Regions from separate parts of the Homo sapiens genome. Here region 2 is linked to region 1. The links are chromatin contacts, found by Hi-C or POLR2A ChIA-PET in ENCODE. All regions are on one chromosome and are shown on one strand. Each heading gives the region's core, a stretch centred on a gene start or an enhancer-like site at or near the end of the contact. The rest is flanking DNA. Distances are from core to core; before and after follow the strand shown. Region 1 holds the start of MRPL17 (mitochondrial ribosomal protein L17). Region 2 holds the start of OR2AG2 (olfactory receptor family 2 subfamily AG member 2).

Evidence for each region. Hi-C counts contacts between places; a loop is a spot of excess contacts on that map. ChIA-PET counts read pairs that join two places held with the same protein, here RNA polymerase II (POLR2A). Pooled maps may share reads with other maps.
Region 2: a pooled map shows a loop between it and region 1 (7-fold over the local background). The contact joins the promoter of OR2AG2 here to the promoter of MRPL17 in region 1. A Hi-C loop is called at or near these places in 3 of 50 pooled maps. POLR2A ChIA-PET finds 5 or more read pairs at or near these places in 3 of 52 experiments (BJ, activated CD4-positive, alpha-beta T cell and activated naive CD4-positive, alpha-beta T cell).

What each region holds. Positions count from the first base shown.
Region 1 is chr11:6,682,090-6,684,789 of GRCh38, reverse strand. MRPL17 (mitochondrial ribosomal protein L17) reads left to right here and starts at 1,450. Exons shown (of 3, transcript NM_022061.4): 1 at 1,450-1,667; 2 at 1,975-2,043; 3 at 2,388-2,700. The coding sequence starts at 1,494. The coding sequence ends at 2,672. RefSeq lists enhancers at 1,290-1,729, 1,146-1,908.
Region 2 is chr11:6,770,670-6,773,369 of GRCh38, reverse strand. OR2AG2 (olfactory receptor family 2 subfamily AG member 2) reads left to right here and starts at 1,394. Exons shown (of 2, transcript NM_001004490.2): 1 at 1,394-1,748.

The sequences.
Region 1 (2,700 bases), core at 201-2,700:
CAGCAGGGTCATGCTCTCTGACAGATCTGAAAAAGAATGCGTTTTATACCTTTCCCTTGGCTTCAGGTGTGCTCCAGCAATCCTTGGTGTTCATTCATTGATTTGCAACTGCTTGACTCCATAATCTCTGCTTTCAAGGTCACATGGCTTTCTGCCTGTATGTCTCTGTCTTTACCTGGTCAGCATCACCCTGTGTCCATCTCTCTCTCTTCATGCGCATTTTTTTTTTTTTTTTTTTTGAGATAGAGCCTCACTCTGTCGCCCAGTCTAGAGTGCAGTGCCCGATCTCAGCTCACTGCAACCTCCACCTCCCGGGTTCAAGCTATTCTCCTGCCTCAGCCTCCCGAGTAGCTAGAATTACAGGCATGAGCCACCACGCCCGGCTAATTTTTGTGTTTTTAGTAGAGACGGGGTTTCGCCATGTTGGCCAGGCTGGTCTCGAATTCCTGACCTCAGGTGATCCGCCCGCCTCGGCCTCCCAAAGTGCTGGAATTACAGGAGTGAGCCACCGTGCCCGGCCTGCATATATGTATGTACGTATATATGTGTCTATCTATCTAGCTAGCTAGACACTAGGCATTTTGGATTAGGCGCCCACCTATGCCTGCATGACTTCATCTTAACAAATGACATCTGCAATGACCCTATTTCCACATAAGGTCACATTCTGAGTTACTGCAGGTTAGGACTTAACATAGCTTTTTGGGGACGGGAAGAATCATGGGGAAGACACAATTCAACCCATAACAAGGAATAATTTTGACAGTCATTGCCAATTTGCAGATGTTAAGGCTCAAAAACAAACTATAATATTATTGTTCATTAACACATAAATGTGTAGGTATGTTTTTTCCCCTTAAAAAGACACACTGGTGTAATTAAAAACAATCTACTACTTTTCCCTTTAGTGCTGTAATTTTTTTAACTGGAGTGATTACTTCAATAAAAGAAAAATTTCACTATCTGCGTTTCTTTTCCGGGCATCGTTATTATCCATCTCACCATTACTACTGAAAATCACTGTGTTAAAAACAATGCGTACAGGTGTCAACCAGGCCAGCTGGCCACTGCTGGACCCGGTAGGGCCGTCAGCCCGCAGGACCCCGAACCCTCCGGGTGCCTTTCTCTTCAGACGCTCTCTTTCCCAGGAGTCTCCGCGGCGGAGCGCCCCATCGCCCTAAATGCCACTGGCTGACGCAGCCCCAAAAAAAACCCGATGGCCCGCTTATCCCACACTAGGGGGCGCCTGGTTCTTCGGCCGCCACAGAGCGCTCTGGATGCCTGAAGCCCGCCCAGCTCGCCGCCTCTGGAAAAGCTCAACACCGTTTCTCCGCCCTTCCCGAGATTGCCAACGAGGCAGGCTCTGATGCGCATGCGCAAACACGTTCACCACGCTCCGAGCTAAGGCGCATGCGTTCCCTGAAATTGCCGCCACCGGCTCTACCTTCCAGTTTCCAGTTCCGGCCTCCAAGGGGCGGGCAGAAGTTGGAAACATGCGGCTGTCGGTCGCTGCAGCGATCTCCCATGGCCGCGTATTTCGCCGTATGGGCCTCGGTCCCGAGTCCCGCATCCATCTGTTGCGGAACTTGCTCACAGGGCTGGTGCGGCACGAACGCATCGAGGCACCATGGGCGCGTGTGGACGAAATGAGGGGCTACGCGGAGAAGGTGAGGAGCGCGGCCCTCTTGTCCACTCTGCGGGTCTGGTCTGAGGGGGCGGAGCCGGCTGCAAGTGGAAAGGGACCGGGACCAACCTGGTAAACCATTCCCCAAGTCTGAGTCCCCCAGAACCTTGGGCTGAACCCGCCCCTCCATCGCCTCTAATGGAAGACTGGTTAGGGCTGCGGAGTTAGGGGTGGCGTAGATTGGAGATGCTTGGCTAGTGGAAAGAATGGATTGCCTTCCGGCATTAGAGAAATTAGATTGGCACCTTGTTTTCTTGCTCGGTTGGATCCGTGATGTTATGTCCTCACAGCTCATCGACTATGGGAAGCTGGGAGACACTAACGAACGAGCCATGCGCATGGCTGACTTCTGGCTCACAGTGAGTGCGACCTATCTGCCTTCAAAATCCCACCCTTTGCTCCCTGGGGGTGGGGGTTGGAAAAAGGAGAACTATGCAGAATTAAACTTGGGTACTCACTTATGGGCCAGTGCTGCTAACTAAATTAGAAACTGTGTCTTAAGTTAGTTGAAGTCGATGTGAATATACCTCTGCACAACTGCCTATAAACGACCCCTTTGTGTAACACTGACTATGCCAGATTGGCGAGGGGAGGGGGAGGTCTTTCTATGTGTGGATGGACCTTACCTTTGGGAATGGTGTAAAGTTAAATGCCTCTGCAGTTTTGCCTGACTCTGCTGTCTCTTGGATAATTCTCCCTCTAGGAGAAGGATTTGATCCCAAAGCTGTTTCAAGTACTGGCCCCTCGGTACAAAGATCAAACTGGGGGCTACACAAGAATGCTGCAGATCCCAAATCGGAGTTTGGATCGGGCCAAGATGGCAGTGATCGAGTATAAAGGGAATTGCCTCCCACCCCTGCCTCTGCCTCGCAGAGACAGCCACCTTACACTCCTAAACCAGCTGCTGCAGGGTTTGCGGCAGGACCTCAGGCAAAGCCAGGAAGCAAGCAACCACAGCTCCCACACAGCTCAAACACCAGGGATTTAACTGGATCTGAAGAGTCTGCAGCCCTTAA
Region 2 (2,700 bases), core at 145-2,644, 89 kb before region 1:
CCTTTCACTATAACTATTAACGCAAATTTCATGTCCATCATTTTCTTTCTTCATTTATATGTAGTTTTATTGAATGTACACATATTTATAGGAAGTTTATTTTCACTTAAGTTCTTAACACTGCAAAAGAAGTACCACGATATATAATCCTAAGGTGTCTCTTGCTTCCCTTAATATTAGTTTCCTAAGTTGCTTTTTTTGTTGTATGCTCTGGTTCCTTTGTTTAGATTCCTACATAGTAACCCTTTGGTGCATATCTATCTATTCCACTGTTGATGGGCATAAAGGTCGTTTCTAATTTTTATTGTACTGTGAATAATGCTGCTCTTATAATTTACATGTTTAAAACCGTCTTTTCAGTACATTCCTTTTATAATTAAAAAATAAAAAGATTTTTATATTAGTTCTTCTGTTGCACTTCTGAAATAATTTTGAGTATATATTTTATATAAACAGAAAGTGGAAACTTATTTTTATTTTTTTTAAGTTCAAAGAGAAAAGATATGATAACTCCGGAAGAAATTTTCAGCATTTCCTGGTGAAATGGCTGATTAAAGAGATACTAAAGAATGAGGAAGATTAAGCACAGAATTGGGTGAGAGATGGGAAAGCCTGAACTAAAAGCAGAAGTGAGTGCAAGCAGGTGCTGTGTCATCATCCCAAAGCTCTGAGCAGCTCAGCTGACTGATCACAGAATATGTAGGCCCATGAACAAATGAACACACACAAGAGGGAGTAGAAAGGAGAAACAAAGAACTGAAAAATAAATTAGTGCTGGATCCTCATTAAAGCTCAGTGAAGGAAGACCTGATATTAACAGAAGCATAGTTAACTCCCTCTAGTTGGTAATAGCCCAGGCTAGTGGCACAAAGAGGGATATGTGAGTGGCAGCATCTATAGAACCCATGAGACAGACTTTATATTTTGGACAGAGGGCTGGACAGGGAGGTGTTGCTTTTCAGATTGGTTACTGACACTATCTATTTTGTCAGAAACAGCCTCTGTCTGGTTTTCCGGTCAGTGATTTCTAGGTTAAAATTATAGTTTTGGTTTTGTAAGGCAGGAGAAAGATCTTAGACTCCAATGAGTGGTGAGACACAGCAAGCCCATGGCGGGCAGAACAAGGCCTCAAGGTTCAGAGCTCATTTGGTGGTAAAGTTTGAAGAAATGGCAGGCCAGGAGACATGCCCAAGGGGATTTATTAAAATCCCATTTCCTGGAGCAATATTTTCAGGGGAGGTCATGTCAGCTGAGAGGGTGAGACTATGAACCCTCCCCCAGGACAGGCCTCACTGTTGGCGCAGAGACAGTAAGGCTGGGCATTGGTGGGTCTCTTTTAAGCAGCTCTTCTTATACCTCTTTTCTCACATTCCTGCTGTGCTCCTCTTTTATCATGAAACACAGCATGAGGGGAATATATGAAATCTGAGGACCTGGACTTAAGAACTCAGCTAGAACCATTCCAAAGCAGTAAGGACTTTCTCGCAAGGACAGTGAATGAGAGAACTTTGGAAGAGATTCAGCTCCTCACTTCTGCAGGATCCTGCCCTAGGTTCTCAGCTGCCTGTCTGCATCTATCTCTACTTCCAGAGAGGACTTGCAGTGCCAGTGACTGGAGGAGCCTTTGATCTCTGATCCTAGAGACAGCCATACACACACCTACATTCATCCTGGCCAGAAGAAGCAACTTTTCTTTCTTTGGCTTCTTGAACCTCTTTACCTGGAAGCTATGCCCCTTCCCATATGAGGTAAGGGCTCTGTCTCCGTTTCAAGGCAATATGGGAAGTCTGGAAGTCCTGAGAAACAGGGTCAAGACCTTACACTGCTCTCCTTCTCAGATTCTCTAGTTCCTCAGGCTTTATGATTCACTCACTCCCATCTATATCTTATCAACCTTGTACATGTACCCATCTTGCACATGTAGGAACAACCAAAATAATTCTATGCCATTGGCCAGCCGTGAGTTCCTAGAATTCCTGATGATGGCCTCCTGGTAAAAGTCTCAGTACTTACCTTTGTTACATCTAGATTTTCCTGGCCTCCAGTAGTTTGATGTGAGTCCCCAAATGAATAGTACCTCAAAGGAGGACTATCTAAAATATGCTGAAGTGCCTTTCCCCTGCAGGACTGCTTGGCGCTAAGTCCAGTGCCACACAAAAAGCCAAATGAAGTAAATACAAAAAATAAATATACTGAGCAGAGATGAAAAAGAAAAACTTATAAAATATACTTCCAAAAATTTAGCTCTACCTTGTTAATTGACTGACCATTTTCCATAAACTATAGCAATGCCTCTTAATATCAGCCTCTGCTGACTTCTCTTGGTTTGAAATACCCGCAACCACCAGCAGTTTTCCAGAATGAAGCTCTTCCTCTGTAGGCCCAGTGTGTGTTCTCTGGCCTTTCCCTTTAGATGACCCCAGAGAGAACTCAGTAAATGGAAAGAAGGGAAAACAATAGTCCCGTATCAGAGGGAGGAGGTAGGTATGTAGGATCCTGAGTCCTGGTTACACCACCTTACCCAAGCCCTGATTTTTCTTCTCTTTGAAATCCTGTCCAAACATCTGGTGCAGGAAGCTAGAAGAATGTGCCCAGCTAATTATGTTCCTCCTTTTATTTACCTGTCCATTCATCTTTTTATTCAAGAAAAATGAAGGCATTTCAAATCTAATATTTAGCAGAAATAGTGCTTAGAATTGA